Regions from separate parts of the Homo sapiens genome. Here all the other regions are linked to region 1. Evidence: read pairs that join two places in POLR2A ChIA-PET (ENCODE). Cell type or tissue: CD4-positive, alpha-beta T cell. All regions are shown on one strand. Each heading gives the region's core, and the rest is flanking DNA. Links, peaks and the distances in the headings are about the cores only.

The links. ChIA-PET counts read pairs that join two places held together with the same protein. Peaks named below come from ENCODE experiments on the same cell type or tissue, not always from the same donor. Only the 100,000 strongest peaks of a DNase experiment are listed, where the experiment ranks them.
Region 2: POLR2A ChIA-PET joins it to region 1 with 14 read pairs; 3 of 35 experiments call an interaction of 5 or more read pairs at or near these places.
Region 3: POLR2A ChIA-PET joins it to region 1 with 40 read pairs; 9 of 35 experiments call an interaction of 5 or more read pairs at or near these places.
Region 4: POLR2A ChIA-PET joins it to region 1 with 10 read pairs; 4 of 35 experiments call an interaction of 5 or more read pairs at or near these places.
Region 5: POLR2A ChIA-PET joins it to region 1 with 14 read pairs; 6 of 35 experiments call an interaction of 5 or more read pairs at or near these places.

Annotation. Positions count from the first base shown.
Region 1 is chr1:110,785,426-110,789,425 of GRCh38, reverse strand. No RefSeq gene overlaps it. Among named protein-coding and RNA genes, the nearest start is that of CD53, 86 kb to the left of the region's middle. RefSeq lists an enhancer at 1,533-1,872. In CD4-positive, alpha-beta T cell, for the core only: no CTCF peak of the experiment used is centred there; DNase peaks (open chromatin) are centred at 1,615 and 2,065; H3K4me3 peaks cover 1,543 bases; H3K27ac peaks cover 2,616 bases.
Region 2 is chr1:110,903,125-110,909,318 of GRCh38, reverse strand. It overlaps a transcript of LRIF1 not described here. Among named protein-coding and RNA genes, the nearest start is that of CD53, 33 kb to the right of the region's middle. In CD4-positive, alpha-beta T cell, for the core only: no CTCF peak of the experiment used is centred there; no DNase peak of the experiment used is centred there.
Region 3 is chr1:110,962,391-110,966,390 of GRCh38, reverse strand. LRIF1 (ligand dependent nuclear receptor interacting factor 1) reads left to right here and starts at 2,469. Exons shown (of 4, transcript NM_018372.4): 1 at 2,469-2,770. The coding sequence starts at 2,703. RefSeq lists enhancers at 2,601-2,810, 2,345-2,881. In CD4-positive, alpha-beta T cell, for the core only: no CTCF peak of the experiment used is centred there; DNase peaks (open chromatin) are centred at 2,330 and 3,080; H3K4me3 peaks cover 2,053 bases; H3K27ac peaks cover 2,019 bases.
Region 4 is chr1:110,642,723-110,649,177 of GRCh38, reverse strand. No RefSeq gene overlaps it. Among named protein-coding and RNA genes, the nearest start is that of KCNA3, 29 kb to the left of the region's middle. In CD4-positive, alpha-beta T cell, for the core only: no CTCF peak of the experiment used is centred there; DNase peaks (open chromatin) are centred at 1,667, 3,007 and 5,107; H3K4me3 peaks cover 702 bases; H3K27ac peaks cover 1,341 bases.
Region 5 is chr1:110,632,925-110,636,924 of GRCh38, reverse strand. No RefSeq gene overlaps it. Among named protein-coding and RNA genes, the nearest start is that of KCNA2, 29 kb to the right of the region's middle. RefSeq lists an enhancer at 2,003-2,192. In CD4-positive, alpha-beta T cell, for the core only: no CTCF peak of the experiment used is centred there; DNase peaks (open chromatin) are centred at 584 and 1,974; H3K27ac peaks cover 3,910 bases.

The DNA of each region.
Region 1 (4,000 bases), core at 1-4,000:
GGAGTTTAAGCCATTTATATATTTAAGGTTATAACTGATTGGTAAGACCTGCTGTCATTTTGTTAATTGTTTTCTAGTTGTTTCGTATATCTGTTGTCCCTTTCTCCCTCTCTTATTGTTTAATCATTGCAGTTTGGTAGTTTTCTGTAGTAATAAGGCTTATTTCTTCTCTGTTTTTCATTTGTGTGTCTATTAGTGATTTTATACTTTCGCATGTCTTCGTAATGATGATTATCATTTTTCACTTCCAGATATAGGAGTCCCTTGAGTATGTCTCATAAGATCAGTCTGGTGGTAATGAATTTCCTTTGTTTTTGCTTGTCTGGGAAAGACTTTATTTCTTTTTCCTTTTTTTTCTTTTTTTGAGATGAGGTCTCGCTATGTTGTTTAGGCTGATCTGAACTCCTAGGCTCAATCAATCTTCCCAACTCATCCTCCTGAGTAGTTGAGACTGCAGGCATATGTCACCAAATCTGGCTCTCCCTTATTTCTGAAGAATAGCTTTACTGGGTATAGTATTCTTGGCTGCCTTTTTTTTCTTCTTTCAGTACTTTGAATATGTCATTCCATTCTCTCCTGGCCTGTAAGATTTCTGAGGATAAATCTGCTGTTAGTCTAATGGGGATTCTTTATACGTGACTTGATGTTTTCTTTTGTTATTTTTAAAATTCTTTCTTTGTGGGTGCTTGAAGTCCTCCTACTTTCAATTTTCCCACAGAGTCTCATGAACTTATTGTGGCATCTGGGTCTTGAGGTGCAGGTTCACTGTTTATGGCAGGGTTGGATGTAATTTGCCTGCAGAGCCAGGATCTGTGACTCTGAGGAAACCCCTAGAAGCTTGGACCCAGAGAGTTTGGTTTTAGCTGTGAGTCTACCCCTGTGTGGAGGGTATATCCAACTCCAGGGAAGAAAAGGAGCTCTGGAGTTTAGGGTACAGAGAGCAAGGTATATCTGCAATTTGGGAACCTGGTCCAATGGAGCTCAGTGGAAACTTGGGTCCCTGGGGATGAGACAACATGTAGTGGTGACTCCGGGATGGCGGACTCAGTAGTATCCCAGACTCTGTGAGGCTAGGTGCAGCAGCAAGTTTTCATAGTGGTCAAACACATCTGTCGTTTGGGCCCTGGGGGTCAGGGGAGCAGCACAGTGACGATTGCATTCCCTGGAGAGAGGGCTTTCTTGGCAGCTCAGACTCCAGGAGACTAGTCTAATGCCAGGAAAGCAAGGTATTAGAGTAGGTTAGCCTGTAGGGTAGAGTGTCTCAGCTCAGTCACTGCCATGTTTCCCTGGAACATGGGGTACTACGTCAGCTCAGCCCTGAGCTGCTCAGGTTCCAGGGCACCAATTCCCCAGGGGTTTGTGTGCCACTTCAGCTCAGGCTCAGGCATAGAGGGTGGCTGTTCTGGGCTGCCAGGCACTATTTCCCTGAGACGTGGGGCTCTGCCAAGGCACTGTTTCCTCAAGAGGCAGCACATAGTTTCAGTTCAGGACCTTAGGGGCAGGGCACAGCCATAACCGAGAGAAGTAGATGGGGCTATTCTGCTAAAGCACTGTTTTCTTAGGAGGAAGTGTGCAGCTTCAGCTCCAGCTGAAGGGGGAGAGAGGAGGTGTAGGTGGTGCTGTTCAGCCCCATGGGCAAAGGTGTAACAGTTCCTTGAAGCTTGGCTTTGGGATGTTAGGCCACTGGGCAGGGATGGATCAAAGGTGGTTTAGCCTCAGGGATGGACAAGAGCCATGGCTACTCTCCCTTGGAGCAAGACACTCCAGCAGTAGTTCCAGTTCCGAAATGGGGTAAGACAGTAGCTATGCAGGCCACAGGGGATGGGGCCTAGTGGCAGCTCCTTCTCTGGGGGGAACACAGATTTGCAGACTCCAGGCAGCTCCCTCAGCTGGACTTAGTGCATGTGAGGACTTCAGGGGGACCCCAGTGATGAGAAGTGTAGGTGTCCAAAGAGTTGATGGCAGTTACTGGGATCCTCTTGTCTACCTTTGCACCATAAAAAGAGGTTCCTCCTGGTTTCTAGCTGATTCTGGTTGGGAGGTGGGGTGGTGAAGACCAGGTGTTTCCTTTTGCTCTCTGTGTGGTCAACCTCAGTTTCCGTGTTCACTGGGGTTTCTATTACTCCTTTGCCATACTCAGCCACTCTTCTTTAGTTGTTTTTATTAAAACATGATTGTTTGTGTGTTATTTGGCTATCTTTGTTGGAAAAATGAGCGCTAGAAGCTTTTAGTTGGCCATCCTGCTGACATCATTCTCCTCCAATTCTCTCTTGATCAGTCTACAAACCCATCTATTTAATTCTAAATTTGATTAGCTATATTTTTCATTTCTAAAATTTAGATTTGTTTCTTTTTCGATTTACTGACTCCTTTCCTACAATGTCCTCCTCTTGCTTTGTGAAGTTACCTTTCTCTTTCTCTTTGAGCTTATCTGACTTAAAGACTCTCCTTTTTTATTTTCTACTAACTGCAGCTGTTTGTATGTGCACTCTACCACTCCCTCTCTAATCAGTTTGTTTCCTTATGTGACTTGCAATATTTTTAAATCATGAGCTCCTCTTGAAAGAGAGTTGTTTTCCATGGAAGACCCTCAGGTCCTGGTACCTGGGAACAATCTTGTGGGGCAGTTTCAAATTCCTTTGCTGCGATTCTGTGAATTTCACTGGTTCCAGAGGAATTTTACAATGTATCTTGACTCTAGATTTCTATACTTGTGTGGTGTGCAATTTAGAGATCATGTATGCTGAACCAGCTTGAGGGGTTAATTTCCTTGCATTAATTTTTTCTATCTTCTCATGAGCCTATCAAGCTGCTTTGTGGTATCTCTGAGCTGTGAAACAGAGGAATTTCATAGTTTCCTTCATAAACCAGTAACTTCCAACTGTATATGGCTGGTTCATTTCCAGCTCTTTAACATGCAGAGGCCCTGGGTCTCATCAACCATCTCTCTGTTGCCATTAAAATCTCATCACCCTGACATCGAGTACCCTGAATGTACTCAACTTTGGCTCCATGCTCCCTTAAGTTTTGTGATCCTTCTTTATTTCTGGCACCTGAGAATGTTGCCTTCTTTCTTTACACAAGGCTCATATTTTAGGTAAAATTTTATTCTTAATTACTTTATCTGTTTTTGTGAAAAGGGAATTATACATGTCAATGCAAATCACTCTATTGTACACAAATTCCAGATATACCTTTACAAAATGCAAAACTTATCATATTGTTCTCCTACTTAATATTCTCAATGTTGTTTCATTGGCCTTAAGATAAAGTCCAAAGTCCCTTACCTAGGAAATAGTAGAGCAAAGCAGCTTAGAGCATGGCTTCAAGAGTTAGGATGATCTCAGTTTGTATCCATGTATGATTTCTCAACTATGTGACTTTGGACTAGTTAATGTCTTAGCCAGTTTTGTCATCTGTAAAACAGAGATAATTCTAGCACCTACTTCATACAGTCACTGTAAACTCTAAATGAGACAAGGTTGTGATCAGTCTGCAAGAGTGGAATGAACTTCCACTCCAAATTTGGTTCAGATTGATGATGCCAAACATGCACCAAAGGGTACGAAATGGTCCATGACTCATATAATAAGGCTTTCTGGGGAGAGCAGAGCAGGTCCAAGCAGGCCCAAAAATGGCTTGAGAAAGCAGGAAAAAGATACGTGGCTTGGCTTTATTGTGGTTTGGTATGAGGGTTCAGACTTGTAATTAAAGACAACACACATAAAACACACAGCATGGTGCCCACCATCATAGGCAATAAATGTTGGTTATCACAATAATATTGTTATCATGATTTAGAAGAATTTTCATGACCTTTGTAATGTCATTTTTCCCTATTACCCTCCTCATTCTACCCTCCAGCCATACTTCAGTTTTCTTGGATTCTTCAAGATAACATGGTCTCAGTGTCTATCATCTTGGTTTCTTTATCTGCAAGAACTTCCATTCCACCCTTTTACTTAGCTAGTTCTCAATCTCTCTTTAGGTTTTAACTTAA
Region 2 (6,194 bases), core at 2,195-6,194, 120 kb before region 1:
ATTGTATAGTTCCTTTATAATGGCAGTAAGCTCTATGTATTTAAGTGTGTTTTTGTGGTGACAGGTATTAGGCTTTCATTTCCATGTTTAGCCCTCCCTTAAGGACCTCTTGTAAGGCAGGTCTGGTGGTAACAAATTTTCTTAACATTTGCTTGCCTGAAATGGATTTTATTTCTCATTTGCTTATGAAGCTTAGTTTGGCTAGATACGAAGTTCTTGATTGGATTTTTTTTTCTTTAATGATGCTTAATATAGGCCCCCAACCTTTTCTGGCCTGTAAGGTTTCTGCTAAGAGGTCCACTGTTAGCCCTTGTACATGACCTGCCCCTTCTCTCTAGCTGCCTTTAAGATTTTTTCTTTCACATTGACTTTGGGGAATCTGATGACAATGTGGCTTGGGGATGGTCATCTTGCATAATATCTTACAGGGGTTCTCTGAATTTCCTGAACTTGTGCGTTGACGTCTCTAGAGATGTTGGGAAAATTTTCGTGGACAATATCCTTAAATATGTTTCCAAAGTTACTTGCTCTCTCTCAATCTCTTTCAAGAATCCAATGAGTTTGGTCTCTTTTACATAATTCCATATTTCTTAGAGGTTTTGTTCATTTTCTTAAAATTATTTTTTTTTATTTTTATCTGCTTGTATTGATTCAAAAGAATGGTCTTTGAGTTCTGAGATTCTTTCCTTAGCTTGGTCTATTCTGATATTAATGCTTCCAATTACATTATGAAGTTCCTGTGCTAATTTTTCATTTCAGAAGTTCAGTTTGGTTCTCTCTTAAAATGAATATGTCCTCTCTCAACTCTTGAACCATTTTACTGTTTTCTGTGGATTGAGTTTCAACCTTCTGTATCTCAATGAGCTTCCTTGACATTGAGATTCTGAATTCTATGTTATTTCAGTCATTTCAGTCTGGTTGAGAACCATGGCTGGGGAGCTAGTGTGATCATTTGGAGGTATGAAGACACTCTTGCTTTCAGAGTTGCTGGAGTTATTGCACTCGCACTTTCTCACCTGTGTAGGCTGATGTTCCTTTAATCTTTAAAGTTATTGTCTTTTGAATGGGGCTTTTTGCTTTTATATTCTTCACCATCATGCCCAGACTCCCCAAAGCTTTCTATATTTGTCTTTTACATCTAAATATTTAATTCACTTGAAATTGATTTACGAATTGCTGTGATGTGAGATAGGAATCAAAACTTGTTCTTTTTATATAGAATTTCTGTTTTCCCAGGAACATTTGTTGAAAAGACCCTTCTTTTATCATCTCTCTGAAAGGTCACCGTGATATAAATCAAACATATTAGCATTTTGAAATATAAACAAGTTGGGCACTAGTTAAAGCAGTAAAGGCAAATTGTATTCAGTAATAACTATTGCAATAGGGGAGAGAACCACATGTCATCTTAGTTCAACTCTGTTGAAACAAAAGGCAAGAGATTTTTTAACATCTAGAGTATGCTAATGGTAAGGTGCTGAAGGATGTTAAAGTGGGTTGGTGTGTGTGAGTGGGCCATCTGGGTTTACTAACTGGCACTTAACTGGAAAAGAAAAAAACTTCTCAAAACTTTTTTTGTGTGTGTGAGATGGAGTTTCACTCTGTCACCCAGGCTGGAGTGCCGTGGTGCAATCTCGGCTCACTGCAACCTCTGCATCCCGGATTCAAGCAATTCTCTGCTTCAGCCTCCTGAGTAGCTGGAATTACAGGTGTGTACCACCAAGCCCAGCTAATTTTTTTTGTATTTTTAGTGGAGAGGGGGTTTCACCATCTTGGCCAGGCTGGTCTTGAACTCCTGACCTCGGCCTCCCAAAGTGCTGGGATTACAGGCGTGAGCCACCGCGCCTGGCTCAAATCTTAATCACAGGAGGCAGTGGTGGAAGTTGGAGCAAGATGCCCACCAAAATTAAGTCCTTATCCTCCCACAGAGACTGACAGTAAGTTATCTACCTTAATGTTTGCATTTCTAAAATCTCTGAGAAGAAAATTCTGGTAGAACATTTACATCTCAAAGGGTAGCAAAAAATATATAATTGCAAGCCTTCTAAAGTCAATGTTTTAAGAGGAGGTTCAGGGATCTACTTACGTATCACCAGGTTTTGGCTGGAACAAACAGGAAATTATCCCATCATTTTTGAGCTTTCTTAAAGCTCAAAAGGGGGATTTGGCTATTTTTCAAGACACGACCTTAGGCTGCTAGAAGCCATGCTAGAGTATGGTCAGGTCTCTTAGTGCAGGGGTTTGGACTGAGTTGTTATATGCTGAGAGTTCTTTTGTACTTCTCAGCATGGGGCCTCTTTAAGAACTCTAATATATTCTACTGGTCTGTTTAACCTGTCCCTGAAACAACATAAACTATTATAATTTCCATACTATTGTAATAACCTTAAAATATGTATCAATATTTTTAAAGTAAGTTCTCCAACTTGGTGTTTTTTCTTCAAGAGCATCCCAGTTGTTTTGACCTTTTGTATTTACATGTAAATTTTAGAATCAGCTTGTTCAAGTTCCATTAAAAAAGTTTGTTGGGATTTTTTTTTGAGACTGCATTGAATCTATAGCCCAATTTGGAAAGAATGGACATATATAAAATATTGAGTCTTCCTATTAGTGAGTATGATAGTTTCCTGTGGGTATACATCTTCAGGATATAGCTCTCTTCTTTAGAATTCCAATCAAATTAGAATATTTTCTGTGTAAAGGTCTTGTACATCTTTTTCAGGTTTATTTATTTATTTTTTTGATGCGATCATAAATGTTCTCTGTCTCTCTTTTGAGACAGGATCTCACCCTGTCACCCAGGCTGGAGTGCAGTGGTATAATCGTGGCTCACTGCAGCCTTGAACTTCTGGGCTCAAGTGATCTTCCTGCCTCACCTTCCTGAAGAGCTGGGACTACAGGCATGAGCCACCACGTTTGGCTTTTAATTTTTCTTTGGTAGATATGGGGTCTCGCTATGTTGACTAGGCTGGTTTCAAATGCCTGGCCTCAAGCAATCCTCTGCTTCAACCTCTCAAAGTGCTGGCATTATAGGCATGAGCCACCATGTCTGTTGTCTCTTTTTTATTTTATGTTTCTGGTAAGTAGAAATACAGTTGGCTTTAGTATATTGATTTTATACCCAATAACATTGCCAAAATCTCTTATTAATTCTTACAGTTTATCTGTAAATGTTTACATTTTATCTAGTTGTTTTGTGGTCTTCTCTTCCTTCTTTCTTTCTTGTCTTCCTTTAGTGAAGATTTTTCTCTGATGATATGATTTAGTTTCTTGCTTTTTATTCCTTGTGCATCCATCATATGTTTTTGCATGAGACTTGCAAATACTATCTTATATCCCATTATTTTAACCTGATAACAACTTAACACTCTCTGCATTTAAAAAAAGCAAAAAGAAAACTAATAAAACCTCTATGCCTTAACTTCATCCTTCTGCTCTTTAACTTTTTGTTGTTTTTACTTATATCTTATTGTACTGTCTATGTCTTAAAAGTTATTGTAGTTATTATTTTTGATTTATTATTTAGTCTTCCTACTTAGGATAAGAGTAGTTTATACACCACAGTTACAGTGTTATAATATTCTCTGTCTTTTTGTGTACTTACTATTACCAGTGAGCTTTGTATCTTCATATGATTACTTATTGCTCATTAACATCCCTTTCTTTCTGTTTGAAGTACTCCCTTTAGCATTTCTTGTAGGACAGAACTGGTGTTGATGAAATCCCTCAGCTTTTGTTTGTCTGGGAAAGTCTTTATTTTGCCTTCATTTTTGAAGGATATTTTTGCTGGTTATACTATTCTAGGGTAGGTTTTTCTCCTTCAGCACTTTAAATATGTCATGCCACTCTCTCGGCCTGTAAGGTTTCCACCGAGAAGTCTGCTACCAGATGTATTGGAGCTCCATTGTATGTTATTTGTTTCTTTTCTCTTGCTGCTTTTGGAGTCCTTTCTTTGTCCTTGATCTTTGGGAGTCTGCTTATTAAATGCCTTGAGGTAGTCTTCTTTGGATTAAGTCAGCTTGGTGCTCTATAACCTTCTTATACTTGGTTATTGATATCTTTCTCTAGGTTTGGGGAATTCTCTGATATTATCCCCTTGAATAAACTTTCTACTTCTATCTCTTTCTCTACCTCCTCTTTAAGGCCAATAACTCTTAAATTTGCCCTTCTGAGGTTATTTTCTAGATCCTGCAGACATGCTTCCTTGTTTTTTATTCTTTTTTTAAATCTCCTCTGACTGTATTTTCAAATAGCCTGTCTTCAAGCTCACTAATTCTTTCTTCTTCCTGATCAGTTCTGCTACTAAAAGATTCTGAAGCATTCTTTAATATGCCAATTGCATTTTTCAGCTCCAGAATTTGATTCTTTTTAATTATTTTAATCTCTTCATTAAATTTATCTGATAGAATTCCTAATTCCTTCTCTGTGTTACCCTGAATTTGTGTTTCCTGAAAACAGTTATTTTGAATTCTGTCTGAAAGCTTGCATATCTCTGTTTCCCCAGGATTGGCCCCTGCTGCCTTCTTTAGTTTTTTTGGTGAGGTCATGTTTTCCTGGATGGTGTTGATTCTAATAGATGTCCTTTAGTGTCCGAGCATAGAAGAGTTAGGTATTTATTGTTGTCTTCACTGTCTGGGCTTGTTTGTACTTGTCCTTTTTGGGAAGGCTTTTCAGATATTCAAAAGGACTTGAGTGTTGTAATCTAAGCTGTATCTGCTTTAGGGGCACCTCGAGCTCAGTAATACTGTGGTTCTTATGGACTCATAGAAGTACTACTTTGATGGTCTTGGATAAAATTGGGGAGAATTCCCTGGATTACCAGGCAGAGAATCTTGTTCTCTTCCCTCACTTTCTCCTAAACTAAGGGATTCTCTCTCTCTTTCTGTTCTGAGCCATCTAAACCTGGGGATGGAGTGACACAAGCACGCCTGTGTCACTCTATGACCACCACTATGACTGTGCTGGGTCATACCTCAAGCCAGCACAGCACTGAGTCTTGCCCAAGGCCTGCTGTAACCACTCCCTGACTACTGCCTATGTTCACTTAATGCCCTGGGGCTCTACAATCACAGATGGCAAAGCCAACCAGGCCTGCGTCCTTCTCTTCAGAGTGCCAAGTCCCTCTAGACCCTGGGTGGTTCCAGAGGTGCTGTCTGGGAGTCAGGGACTAGAGTGGAAAACCTTAGAACTCTAGCTGATATTCTATTGTACTGTGGCTGAGCTGGCATTCAAACCATAAGACTCAGTTTTCCCCACTCTTCCCTCCCCTTTCCAAAGGAGAGGAGCCTCACCCTGTAGCCACTACCACCACAAGCCATAGGGAGTACTGCCAGACTACTGCTAATGTTCCTTTAAGGTCCAAGTACTCATAAGTCAGCTTGTGGTGAATGCTGCCTGTCTTGGGACTCACCCTTCAGGGCAGTGGGCTCCCTTCTGGCCCAGGGCAGGTCCAGAGATGCCGTTCAAGAGTTGAGTCCTGGAATCAGGGACCTCAGGAGCCTACTTGGTGCTCTATTCCCCTGTGCCCATGCTGGTACTTAAGGTGCAAGACAAAGTCTCCTTTACTTTTCCCTCCGCTTTTCTCAAGTAGAAGGAGTTTCAGCCAATAGCCACCACAGCTAGCCATGTGCTGAATCTCATCTGAAACAAGCAAGTCTCAGAGGGTCACCCAAAGCCCTGGACATAGTAACTTGGTTTCACTGCTGGTTATTCAGAGCCTAGGGGCTTTTCACTTAGCAGGTGATGAATGTTGCCAGGACTGGGTTCTTCCCTTCAAGGCAATGGATTCCCTTCTGGCCCAGAGGTTGTCTAGAAATGCTATCCAAGAGCTAGGGCCTGAAACAGGGACCTTACAACTCTGACCGGTGTCCTATCTGCTGTGGCTGACCTGGTATCCAAGATGCAAAACAAGTCCTCCTCTCTCTTCCCTCCCCTCTCCTTAAGCAGAAGGAAGGTGTCTCTTTCGAAGCTGTGAGCTGTGCAGCCTGGGGTTAGGGGAAGGGTGATGCCAGCACTCTCTTAGCCACCCCAGCTGGTGTCTTAGTAGGTCACATGCCCCTCCCAGTCCACTGTCTCTGGGCCTGGTTCAATGCTAGGACTTACCTAAGATTTGCAATCCTTATGGCCTAGACTGCCTTCCAAGTTTACTTAGAAACACATAGCACTGTAGCTGTTGGTGATGAGGTTTGCAGGAA
Region 3 (4,000 bases), core at 1-4,000, 180 kb before region 1:
TTTTTTTTTATTTCTCCAGGTGTCAGCCGTCTGTACTAGTTCAACATCTTGATTAGAATCAAGGATTTTGGCTGGGCACAGTAGCTCATGCCTGTAATCCCAGCACGTTTGGAGGCCAAGGCAGACAGATCATTTGCGGTCAGGAGTTAGACACCAGCCTAGCCAACATGGTGAAACCCTGTCTCTATTAAAAATACAAAAAATGAGCCAGGCGTGGTAGTGCGCACCTGTAATCCCAGCTACTCGGGAGACTGAGGCACGAGAATCGCTTGAATCCAGGAGATGGAGATTGCAGTGAGCTGAAATCACGCCACTGTACTCCAGTCTGGGGTGACAGAGTGAGACCCTGTCTAAAAAAGAAAAAGAAAAAAAGAAAAGAAAAAAGAAAAAGAAAAAAAGGAAAAGAATCAAGGATTTTGATCCTTATCATAAGAGCAATGGGGAAACTGATTTTTTTTTTTAATGCAGTGAGATGACACCATCAGATTTGTGTTTCCATATGGTATCTCTGGCTGCAGCATTTACAGGAATACAAGAGTGGATATGAGGCTCACGCCTGTAATCCCATCACTTTGGGAGGCTGAGGCGGGGAGATCAGGAGGTCAGGAGATCGAGTCCATCCTGGCTAACACAGTGAAACCCCATCTCTAATTAAAATACAAAAAATTAGCTGGGTGTGGTGGCGGGCGCCTGTAGTCCCAGCTACTCAGGAGGCTGAGGCAGGAGAATGGCGTGAACCCAGGAGGCGGAGCTTGCAGTGAGCTGAGATTGCCCACTGCACTCCAGCCTGGGTGACAGAGTGAGACTCCCTCTAAAAAAATAAATAAATAAAAAAGGAGTGGATATGAGGGTATCCGTTAAAGCTTTACTAGACCAAGTAAGCTTGCTCTACAGTAGTAGTAATAGAAATATAAAGCAGACTTGTAAGATATTTAGAAGATAAAATCTGCAAAAGTTGGTGAATTGTATATTTTGGAATAAAAAAAGGAAAGTGTTAAGGATGACACTGGGATTTAGGCAACTTTAATGGAAGGAAGTTATTTCTTTCTTTCTTTCTGAGATAGCACTGATAAAAGAAAACGTGTAGTGGGGGGAAGAGAAGCAAGTCATAAGTGTGGTTTTGAACATGTTTCATTTGAAGGGGCTTTTAAAATAGCAAAAAGGATATCTCAACAATTCACTTGAACATCCAGGTATAGATCTCAGAGAAATCAGAACTGGGAACATAAATTTATGAGTCACACGGCAGCATAATGCAGTAGTACATGGTGTGTTTAGCCAGACAACCTGGATTTGGAGCCTGGCTCCATCACTCACAAGCTCTATGACCTCTAAAAATTTGTTCACCCTCTCTGAGCATCAGTTACTTCATCTGCATATAATAATTATTTTATTAGCTGTTAGGAGTAAATTAATTTTGTAAAACACTTAAATCAGTGCCAAGGACATACATGTGTTTGGTGGTAAAATAATGGGTGGAGGTGGTAATTCAATCCAGGAGCATGAATAAAACCACGAATCGAGACAAGACAGTTTGAAAACATAAGAGAATCAGTGATCAAGCTGAAAGGAACTCCCTTGAAAAGGGAGATATCTTCAAAAGAGATTGAGAAGGTGTAGACAAAAAGGTAGGAGCAAAACCAGGAAAGTATATTGCCAATGGCGTCAAGATGAGGGACTAATTAATAGTGCTGCGAGGAAAAATTCTCAAATAGTGTGAGATAAAGAGCATCAACTGCAATGGACAGCTGAATAAATGATTTAATGAATACAATGGATGTTCTGATGCAACTCCCAGATCTCCCTTCAGAAATAAAGGTCTATATGACAATAAGTGATAGTTTCGATGAACGTAGGCTGGAGGAAAGAGTTAAGTAAGTCTAGAGGCAAAGCTTCAGGAAAGAGGAGTAAATGGGAAACCTTCAGAGAAGCAGCAACAATAATCGCTGGCCACAGGCAGGCGTTTTAAGTTTTCTCAGGCCAGAAGTGCATGACTCCAAAAAAGCGCGCCGATGTCTTTTAATGCACTGACGGGAGAGAAAAACGTACGCTAGCGGCGAGCACAGAAGCAGAAAATTTATGATTGACCCCGGAAACATTTTATTTTGCGTAGGTGTCGGGAGAGCTTTCTTTTGCGATTTGTTCCTTGATCCGGAAGAAAAGATAGCAAATATCACTTGCCATTGGATTGCATCATAAGGGTTGGGCTTTAGCGAGCCAGTCACCTTGGCAACCGGACGTGACGACCCCGGAAGACGCCCGACCGAGCTTTGCTCCAGCTATCGGCTTCAGTGGGCGGGGCGGCAGAGCCAGACTGACGCAGTCTTCAGCACTGACCAGGCTCTGTTGGGGGTGGTGCCACCAAGGCCACGCCCCCTGCGCCTGCTCCGGCGGAGTCTGGAGAGTTGTCGTAGGCTCTGAGGGCGGAGACTCACGCCGATTCTCTCTCAGCGTAGGGCTGTGAGGGCGCAGTCCACCGCCAGGAGCCTTCCGGTTTCTGCGCGGTGCGCGACCTCGTCCCGAAGCCTGGGGATACACCCTCTCGAGAGCCCGCTGTCGCCCTCCGTTAAGGTCGAACCCCTCACAGTTGCTGTGGGCAACTCCAGCCCAACATTCCCTCGCTCTGGTTCTCGCCCCATTGGGAAACTCGGCCCCACGCTTCCCACTTTTCTGGATGAGGTGTCCCCTTTCTCCCCACTAAAATGTCAAATAACCTACGGAGGGTCTTCCTGAAACCCGCAGAGGAAAATTCAGGCAACGCCTCGCGTTGGTAAGTACCGGTTTCGAATCCTCCCCACGGCTGCCCCTCTGTCCGTCTTAGGGATGTGGAGTCGGCCGTCGTTTCCGGACGCTGTGTAGTTGAGAGGAGTTGGAGCCCGCAGAGTGCGCCACCCAGGCGGGAAGCGCTTGTCTCCGCGGCGCTTAAAGCCCATAGAGCGCTTTCCTCTGGGAAATGTAAAACCTCTTTAGAGCCTGACACAGCGGCTCCGCGGGACCCCAGCGTCTCAAGTTTAATAGGCGGACCGAGTAGATCTCCACGGGAGATGAAAACCAAGATGGCCGACGCTCTTATGTGACTCAAACCTTCTGGAAGATTCTCACGCACACGCAGAAACGCAGCAGTCAGCACGGATTAGCAAGTGCAGCCCTGGTGGCGCTGGACCTTCAGTGAAAATAGATTTTAATAGTGAGACAGAAAGGGTGTGTGATTGAAGAAAAAGGGCTTTAGAATGAGGAGATCGAATATTTAAAATTTCAAGTAATAGTTTTATGTGAAGAGAGAGAAGTAAGACTGGAGAAATCCTCGTGTAAAGTCAGTCCTTTTGAACAGCCTTTTTGAAGTAGGGTGTAATGAAGTGCCATTTCATTGGCTATTTATATTTGGCATGAGGAGAGTCCAGTATTTCTAAGGAAGATATTCTTGTAAAGTTAGAAAATAGATGATCAGTAACTTAGTTTTTGGGTTTTTTTTTTTAAATTGTATTACAAGGAAATGAATTGGAAACAATGTTAGCTAAAGCAGAATATTTTCACTTGTACTCTCACATGGTTAGTAGATTAAGTGATGAGGAAAAAATAGGGTCTGCAGACTCTAATAAGAAAATGAAGAACTAAGATGCAAAACTCATGGAAGAGGATTTTCGTTTGAAGAAAATCAAGCTACCTGGGGTTAATCTCAACTTTGCTAGTTAGCATTTGTGAGGCCAGGTACCTGTTTCCAGTCTGTAAATAATAGCACTTAGAAATATTTTAAAGATTAGGAGAATGAAATAATGTAAAATACGTCGTGTAGGAAAATAGTAAAGCACAATTTAAATGTTAACTATTACTATTATAAGCATACAACTTTAATTCTGTACAGATTTTAGCCCAGCAGGTAGTTTTCTTTAATTGCAAGTAGAAAACTCCATTGCAATAAAGACCGTAAGTAATGGTGAGTCCTTAAAAGCAATATTATAAAAGGAAATGGTCACTAATAGTAATGAGCCAAAATTCTGTT
Region 4 (6,455 bases), core at 1,170-5,169, 140 kb after region 1:
AGAATGAAACACAAAGCAAAACAATCACACTGCCCCAGTGAAAGATCAAAAGTAGCTACAGACTGTTTTCCAACACATGGGAGGCCCAACTCTACTCCCTGTCACTGGGTTCTATGAGATTCTTCTAAACCCTCCAACAAGCCATGATTGCATTAGCCAGCTTGATGGAGTCTTCTGACCCACACAGACAACTTATCTTTTGTGTACCAATCTCTTTGCCATAAATATCCTTTTGGATGGTCTCGAAACTATTCATGATACCTCAAACCCAACATGTCCAAGACAGAACAACTCATTTCCCACACTCAGCAATGTCATCCCAACTGTATTTCTTGTCTTTGGTAATCAAACCACCTCTCCTTAATGCTACTGTTTGGAAATCTGGGGACCAACTAATCTCAAACTTCTCCCTCACTCTTCACAGCTATTAAATTCTTGATGCAACTTTAGCTGCCTTCTTCACCTCTGAATTATTTTTGTATCTTATGATTTCTTGCCTATGTTACTAGAGTAGTCTTGTGAATTTTTCATACTGCAGACGAAGTGATCTCTGAGTCACAAATATGCTAATAACTCTCACAGCTAAAGTACTTCAATGACTCCTCCTTTATCCTTTTAGAATAAAGCCTAAACCTTTTAGTATGACATCCAAGGACCTTCACGGTCCAGCTTCTGTCTACCTTTCTAATTTCATCAATTATCACTCTCCAGTATGTCCTCCCTGCTCCAGTCACCCTGAATTACTGTGAATCCCTTATATACAGTATGCCCCCCCATATACCTTCACATTTGCTGATCTCTCTGCCCAGAAATATCATCACAACTTTATTTTTCTTCCCCACTTCACTCACCCACATTGTTCTTCTACTCAGCTGGATGATAGCTACTTATCTTCCAAGACTTACATTTTCTCCAGGAAGATTTCAGTTAAGTATCTATCTGATATTTTATATCAAGAGCCCTCCATCAAAGAACTTGACACAAAATATAACCATCTACTCTTTTGTTTCTTTTATAAAACTGTGAGTAACTTGAGAGCTGACTCTGTGTCCTTGTAATCTCTGTATTCACAGCGCTTGGTATATAGCGGATGCTCAATAAACATTTGTTGAATAAATAAGACACTGAGAAGATGTAACTTCTATCCTCAAATATCTCATAGAAATAGTGGGAAATGAGAACACCTATGATTATGGAACAGTGACAAGTTCTATACCAGGTAGGCTCAGGGAACTATGAGAAAGAAGGAAGATAAAATTAACTTAGCTCAGGGGCCTTCAGGAAATAAGAGAGGGATTTAGGCTTGATGACTAAGTAGGAAGGACTAAGCGAGGCCAATGAGATGGGGAAGGGTTTCTAGCTCCTTGTAGCCGGTGCCGGTCTACTTATCTTTTATAAGTTGCAAGAAATGTTGCACATTGATATACCACTGTTAAGAGGCTCTCAACACTAGATTGGTAAAACAAATGCAGTCTGAGGAAACTAGCTAATTGTCTCAGCAGTGGAAAACCCTTAAAAACGTTTCAAACTATTGCAGCACTTAAAACTATTTTGGGTTCAACATGACCTCAAATATGTCTCTCTCTTGGAAATTTTCCCTCTTAATTTTGAAACATGAGTAGTGTTGAGAAAATTAATCTGTACTTTCTAGTCAACCACACTTACCTCATCCAGTTGCCGTTTTAGAAGTGTTGTTTATTATTCCAGGAAACTTCAAGGTCCTTATTGTAAGCTTTTTGACTTAGAAACAGGAAATCAGATTTTATCTCAAGTGTAATTTTAAACCACAGTATTTAAACATTTCCAGTAGTTTCCAGACTTCATCAGAGGGCTACTTCAATCTCCAACCCTCTGAAGTATTCCACTCAGATAAGAACTCCTGTGTTTAAACTGTACTGGATTTGCCCATTTATATCTCTGTAGATCCCGGTCAGAATGTCTTCCAGTTCAAAAACATACACACATTCTCTCATTCTTACGGAATCTACTGGAAATTAACATACACAAGGCTGTGGGCATCAAACTTTAGATCATTATAATCATCAAGAACAATTGACTAACTTAGAGTAAGATTTTCATTGCTGATAATTCTAGGCAAAATTCTTACCAAAACTGAAAACATGAATTTTCCTAACTGCATTAATAGATAAAAATGTCAATTATTGGAAAGCAAACCACTAACTCCAAAGGTTGCAAATGGTCTCAATCCTTATTCATCATAATTCCTTTAGGTCTATTAAGGAGAAATTTAGGGAGCTAAAGAGTAAGATATAATTAATGTAACTTGGTGTTGGTGATTTATTCAGTGACAAATTATAAGGCTGCTACTATAACATGCTCCCATGAGCTTAAAAGGAACAAAGCTCTTCTGTTTTAAGGATAGGTTATGATAGCAATTCTCAGATAATTCTCATTTCATCTTTTCCCACTGGTTATCTGTCAACTGAGGAGCCTTTAATCTGGAATCCTATTGTGTAGTTGCTATTTGAAAAGTCTTTTAACATCTCCATGACCCCTAATGCTGCAGAAAAGCTTTGCATTTTGAAAGTGTATTCTTGTCCATCTTAGCCACACTCTCCCATCTCCCATCTGAGTTGTTACTGGTTGATTGAATTGGCATCTGCAAAGGCTGAAGGTGCCACTAAAAGGGCAATTCCCCCTCCACTGATGTCAACATATCTTGATCTGTGGGTCTTTTTGAGAGATGATACAGACCTTGCTTAATAATCTAATAGAAGTGACAATTTTTCAGTACTAGCCTAGAGATAATCCTGCCTGCAAAAAGAAGATGGATTACACGAATAGAAGTCTAAATCCAATTGTGATGGCCTTTCTAATAAAATGAGCATATACAGATGTCCTACCATGCTCTTTGAGTCATGGCTAATCCAGAATTTAAAGAGGAAGTCTACTTCACATTTCTTTCTCTAATTTCACATATTTCTTCACAGTTTGCCCAGTCCTCCAAAGAGAAGCTCACAGTCACTGAGATTTTTAAATCACATGACTCGTAATTGTGAGTCACTGGCTGATTAAGCCTATAAAGTAGCTAAACCTCTCATCTTCTAACATGAGCCTTTAATTCCTCCATTCGGAAGTGAGACTGCAGCTGTTGTATATCACCATTATTGTTAGTTCTTAAAAACATGTCAAAGGTTTTGTTTTGCTTTGTTTAAAAAAAAAGACTTAAATAAGATATTGACAGACATTTAGAGAGGGAAGCAATGCTTTCAAACAGGAGTTAAAATTTCAAGTTAATGTTTTAATAATTACGTCTTCTTTTGGCTCAGTTTCACTTGGATCTTAGTCCCACAATCATGTCTTCAAAATATTCTGAATAAATCACCACCCAAAAAAAAAAGCCTTAACTCTCATTCAGGAAAATGATGAGTTTTACTGGGTTCTAAAAATGTTTCAAGAACAAAATTAAGTGAGTAATCACATTTGACTTATAAAGCAAGAGTAGAGCCTGAATACAATGCAGTCAGGCACCTCTGAGCTTTCTGGCCAAAATAATAAAAATAAAAATAAAAAAAGTATATAGCCTTTCCTGACTTCTCTTGTTAAAATCTCAGAAAAAAGAAGTCTTCTGGCTTCCACTGGTGATTCTTAACCTCATTCTCTCATGAGGGCCCAGTTCTATTAGTATTGGGTAATTCCAATTGGGTAATAACTAAGAAATTGGAGAGCCCCTTCCACTCAACCCACACCTTTGTTTAAAAAGTGTCTTTAGGAAGAGCTGGCCCCAAAAACCTTAAACCTTGCTACTCAATGGTCCTCAGGGACCAGCAGCAGCAGCAGCATCTAAGAGCTTGATAGAAATGTAGAATCTCAGGCTCCACCCCCAACTCACTGAATTAGAATCTGAAGTGTAATAAACTTCCCAGGTGATTTATATGCACATGAAAGTTTAAGTAGCACTACTACCAGATCATTACTGTGTAACCTCACTCAGAGATTTTCCACCTGTGAGCCCTTTGAATGAATAAACAATGTAAGTTCAAATTAAGCTAAAATAATCTGCCTTGCTCCTATATAAAATTTGTTTTTAGAAAGTCCCAAAACATGATAAAGAATGAATATTTTCATTATTGAACACTAAGAATTTAAAAGCTACTCCTTCATTCTACTCTTCAATGTAGTCTAAATGTTTCATTCCATACAAAATAACCCCTCCTAACCTCCTCCACCGGGCCTATCCCTCAACAGCTATAAAACCTTGGTAAAACCTCACATTTGGAATAGTCTTCATGGATGTTAATAAGCTACTAAAATAATAATTCAAATGCCTATAACAAATGACGACAGACACTCTTTTAAGTCCTTGTCTATATTAATTTATTGGATCCTTAAAACAACCCTAAAAGATCAGTTCTATGTTTGTTTTTGTTTTTGAGACAGAATCTTGCTCTGTCACCCAGGCTCTTACTCTATCACCCAGGCTGGAGTGCAATGGAGCAATCTCAACTCACTGTACTCTCCGCCTCCCAGGCTCAAGCAATTCTCCTGCCTCAGCCTCCCAAGTAGCTGGGATTACAGGGACACGCCACTGCGCCCAGCTAAATTTTTTTGTATTTTTAGTAGAGATGGGGTTTCACCATGTTGCCCAGGCTGGTCTTGGACTCCTGACCTCAAGTGATCCACCCGCCTCAGCCTCCCAAAGTGCCCGGAATGCCATATTCAACATTTATATGGTATATTTTACAAGGATGGGGTTTCAGCCCTGTCAACTGAGGTTCTTCATATATGCAGGCCAAGCCCTTCATACATCTTAAACAATATCCTAAAGAACACATATGTCTCCCAAAGTGATTGCTCTGGAGGGCTTCCTCACTTCCTCACTGGAAAGCCATGTTTTAGTTATTAGTATTCTGGTCAGACAGAAAACCTCCCTTGCAGAGCTGCAGTGGAGGGGAATGCAGCTTTGTGCACTATAAATAGTAATTTTATTAAAATGTAGAAAAATTGTTGAGAAAGGAAAAAGAGGTGGGGGCAGAGGGTTGCCATGGCAACTCGACCATTCCTTCAGTTTTGAAAGCGTGGGGAAGACTACAGAATAGTAAATAAAGAAGAGGAAATAGAGGAAGTCGGAATGGCACATGATCACAAACGGAATGAGACAGCTCAGACAGCCTAGTCTCAAACTGAGTGCTGAGCTAAGAGGCAGAGGGTGGGCCTCCCAAGGGAAGAGGGGATGCCTTTCTTCAGAGAGCAAGAAGACTGGCAGAGTGAAATCTTTGTCATCAGCTTTACCTCATGGCTCAGCCACAGAGGCCACCAAACAACACAGCCCCCAACAAATGATTTATGGATAAATGAATATGGAAGCAAGAATCCTCCTGGTAGCCTCCCAAGAACTCCCTCCCTGCCCCCACCTCCATACATATTTTTAGATATTGGTTCTAGAATCTCCATTCTTCATCCCACTCCTCACTCCTGAATGTTGATTGACTCCAGGCAGATCGAGAAAGATCAGGACACACCAGAAATCCACCCATTTACAAGACATTAGATTAATTCACATGCTACAAATTCAAAATATATTATTAAAGGAAACTAGGATAAAAGGATAACCTTAATTCAGCACTTTACAGGTTACTGATCATTACACATTATCCCATGGGATGCATGGAACAGCCCCGGCAATCTGGGATTACTCCACCTTACAGTAGCCCAGGAAACTCTGTGCACAATTCAGACTGAAACAGAGCAACTAATATCTCCTGCATGCAAGAATTTTCCATCTCTCCTGGAGAATGGAATTACTATTGAAGGTTTAGAGGACTTTCAGTCTGTCTTGATCACACATTGTGACAGCTTAAACAATGCACTATCCCCATTAACACTTCAGTATTTGGGGGTGGGGGGTGAGGTGGGGTGGGAGGTGAGGGAGGAGGTGAGAGAGATCCATGTAAATACACATAAGCAGTTCTATGTCATTTCTGTTAATGGAGGGTAGATAAAGAAAAGATCATCCAGGAGTCATGTTTAAGGACTTTGTAATGCATCAAATATATTGGATTGTGTGGAGGCTACTCGCAGACATTTGGGGTAATTTTTAAAGCTTTAAAGGGATAGGAAGAGAAGCTAGTTAAAGAGAAAGCAGGCTGGGATTTAAAAATGTCCCATAGAACCTACAGATTACCGTGCCAGAGCAGCAACCATATTGCCTACATCTGGGAAACAGTGTTGACTCTAGTTCCCTCCCCCAGCTGGACAAACCTCATGCACAGGGCAGAGCTCAAGAACGCTCACATCATGGCTGATGGGATGGGCATTGCCAGAGAGAGAGCAGCTTCACTGGGCAGAGTCAGGGCCTCCTCAGACTGGGAGAAAATGAAAAATGAGATCAAAGGTTCTGGGTGAGGTTCTGGGTGAGGTTCTGGTGATCCACTTGATCACCAGATCCAGGGACGTTGTTCCTGAAGAGCATTCCCTGAAGCTGAACACTTGGG
Region 5 (4,000 bases), core at 1-4,000, 150 kb after region 1:
CTGCCTGCCTTGGTCTCCCAAAGCACTGGGATTACAGACATGAGCTACCACACCTGGCCTCAAATTTGATTTTAATGAGCATCAAGAGAAGCTCTACACCAACACCTTTGACTTGGTCATTGGGAAGGGCCCAAGGAGTACTGCTGCATGGCCCACTTATTTCAGAGTTCTTGGTGGCTGTCCCTCCTCTGTAGTCCTGGCTACCACCAGGTCATGCAGCCCCTCTGCAGGCCCAGCATTGGTGATAGAGCTCCCAAGGCTACCTCCTCCACTGTTGGACAGCATTTCACCAGCTAAGAGTTGGTGAGCGCTCATGGTGTGCTTCCCTCCTTGCCAGCCATTTTCCAGGAGTTCTTTAACTCATGGTAAGTATTATTATTATTCTCATATTCAGATAAGGAAACTGTGGCTTAGAGAAATTGACTCCTTTCTTTAAGGTCACAATAACTTAAAATTGGCAAAGCCAGGTTACAAACCCTGGGTTCTTAACTAGAAAAGGGTTGCAAACTACAATACCTGCAGACACCTGGGAATCAGCGAAACTGTGCAAATGTAAGAAAGGTGGAGGAAGTAGCACTTGTGAAAAACCACAGTGCATCTGCTTTATTCAGAAGAGGCAGCTGCCACCCACGTACCATTTATTGTTACATGAGAGAGTAGGAACTTGGGTGATCAGATCCTCCGATTTTTAAAAAGAGGCTATCCATATAGATTTGTAAGCATAATCTCCCAATTTGTGCTGATGACTGATGCAAGTTTTTTAAATCCCAGGGCAGAGCAGGCCAACACCAAGTGGGTTGCAGACCCACATCTGTGAGCAGGATTCAGGGTGGTGCCCATTGTGACTCTACTCTAGAGTCCAAGATCTTAACCATTAGACTTTACTGTCTTAAAATATCAGCTAGCTTTATCTCTGGTGAGTCACAATTTTTCTTCCTATTATCTCCATCTATTGGCCTCAGTTCTGTCATCTAGAGCAACAGGGATTCAAAAAACACTAGCCTCCTATGCCCTTTTCTAGGCTAAACATCCCCAGCCCCATAAGCATCCCCATTTTGGCTTGGTTGCAGGACCTTTACCATGCAGGCCCCATGATTCTAGGCACGCTCCAGACACACTCCCACCAGCTCACAGGACTCCCCACATCCACTGTGGAACTAAGTCCTACCCATCATGTCTGGTCTGTGTCAAGCAGAGCAAAGCAGGCTTCTAGCCCACTAGGACTCATCTGAGACTAGAACCCAAAGTCACCTGGCCTCCTTGGCAGCTAAGAATTTGCCTTAGTTTAATTGAAGAGATACTGACCCCCCAAACCCAGTGGGAGGCTTCTTGGCCTCTGCAGTGATTGTCAATTTGTGGGAAGTGACATCCCAAACACCAGCACTTTCCCATCATTGTCCTGATGGTCCACCCCTATCCTTGCAGGGACTGTTCCAGGGTCAGCCCTTTAACACCCATGGTTTTCAGGCCCACACCTGACCGATCTTCCCTTCTGAGAAGACAGCCATGACACCAAGAATCCCTCTTCTTATAAAACAAATCTCAAGCTCCTTCCAGTATCTCTGTCTCAATGTTGAGAGATTTTCCCACGATTCATCAGACCCACTCTAAGATTCACCCCCATTTCCTGATTCTCACTGTCCAGAAAATGCCATGTGCCAGACTATGAACCTGGCTGTAGCCACCTGTGGATCAGAAAAAAAAAAAAAAAAAGGGCGATGAGTCAAAGTAAGGATCCAGAGGGTCAGAGAAGTATCCCTGGTGGCTTAGCCAAAACCTCCACACCCAACAGCTATGGGCTTCACCATCTGAGTACCTCTTTTGATTCCAGTCCCACTCTCAACTTCCCTCATGAAATGAAGAACTGCAAATACGGTAACCTGCTATGGAAACTGAGAAAAGCAAAGCAGCCTATCTTTTATTCTCGCTCTGCCTTCTGGTCCTTCCCCGGGGCCACTGGGGCTGGAGCTGAGCCGAGCAGCTGGGTTTTCCCCTGAGCAGTGACTCACAGATGTAGTTTCTCTGGCACAAATCTTCAGAACAGTCCCAGCTGGGAAGTCTTCCTGGTGGCCAAGTGATCCCTCACAGCTGCCAGCCTGGCAACAAGGGATCCCAGCTGGTGCTAAGTGATGAAGAACAGGCCTGGGCTTTGTTCCTCAGCTAAAGAACCTGTCTGTTCCACTCACTGGATCCCAGATGTAATTCATCATCAAGGTCACTGAGGAGCACCCAAGCCCTTGGCCCATCAATACCACTTTAGTAAAGTCAGATTTCTGAGAGGCGTCACAACTACCACTAAAGAGCATCAGCTCATTGCCAAGTGCATTACAGAGGTCCTGGCACTACCCATGTTCCTGCCAAGTGCTTAGGCATTAAAATTGACTGGGGCAAGCAGAAGGGACACACTGCCAAGGATACACCCTCCAGTACAGGAAGGCAACAGGCTCACGCAGTGTCAGGGCTAGGCAAGATCATGATTTTTCACAGTTTTAGGCAGCAGAATCCTCTTTCCAAACAAAATCTCATGCAGAAGTCTAGAATTCTGGCAGATTCAAGGGTAGCTGCTCAGCTGGAGACCAAGGTGGGGCCAGGAACTGATCCCCTGCAGATTCCCTGTAATCTTCCCACCCCCCAGCTCTGCAACACCACCCAGGTACCTTTAGCCTCTTTCACTGAATCGCTGGGGTCCACCTGACAAGGCTGAAAACTTGCCACTCTGGTCAGCCTCTTGGCATTCAGAGGGGGAAACTGAGGCTGGTAGAATATGACATGCATTTCCCAAGGTCACATGGTGAATATGTACTACAAATTCAGGAGAATAAAAAGTCTTGTCAACCAAGCTTTTAGTGAACCAGAACATCTGTACAGACCGGCAGTCCATAAGGGTTGGAAGAGTAAGTGATTACAGACATAAAGTTAATTTTTATTTTGTCTCAGCCACTTTTTTGCTGCCTGTCCTCAGGCAAGTCACCCAAGTCCAGCTGGCCTAGGGCTGGATTACATCCAGTGGCCTTTTGAGGCATCCCCTGCTCATCTTTCATTATCTAGAACACGACAAGACCCCCTCTCAGAGCTGCCCACCCATTCCCTCCTCAGCCATCAAAGGCCTTGGCACCTGGCTCCCAGGCTTCCCCTCAAATTCAGTTATCACCCTGACATCCAGAATCCTGGGGACCAAAACCTTTGACCTTTTCCTCTCCAGGCTCCTACACCCTGACTCTGCTTGGGGACCCCACTCAAGGCCACATCCTGAACTTTGACGGGACTTGCACTCCTTGGGAATTTTAAACTCAAACATCCCACTCTCACCTCTCTGCCTTCAAGTTTCTTGCTTCTGAATCCCATATGCATGGTCTCTGGCATGTTTTTGATACCTTCCACCCTTGAGCACTGTCTTCTCTCCCCAGCCTATCAGTGTCCTGCTGTCAGCACTCCCACCAGTCCAGTAGCCCAGAACCCTTAGGCATTGCTTTAAGTACTTTCTTGCAAGATTTCCAACTCCAGCAACCCCCTTCCTGCTCCCTCACCAGCACAGTCCCACCCTGCATCAATAACATGGTGGCCTTTTCACTCCTTTACCCAGTCTAGGGGTCCCAATAGGGAAAATCCCATAGCCACAAGGAGAGGAAGTACTGCCACGTCCTTCCTTTTCACCAGGATCTGGGCAGAGTTCGGTCTGTCTTAGTGAAGACCTTTCAGTTCCAGGTGCCTGAGGACCCTAACCTCAGCCAGCCTCTGTACTCTCAGCCAAAGCCAATCCCAATCCATTCTCACCTCCTACCATCAAAGAAGTGTCCCAGGTCTGGGCCAGGCGAGGTGGCTGACACCTGTAATCCCAGCACTTTGGGAGGCCGAGGCAGGTGGCTCACCTGAGGTCAGGAGTCCAAGACCAGCCCGGCCAACATGGTGAAACCCCATCTCTACTAAAAATACAAAAATTAGTCTGGCATGATGGTGGGCTCCTGTAATCCCAGCTGCTTGGGAGGCTGAGATAGGAGAA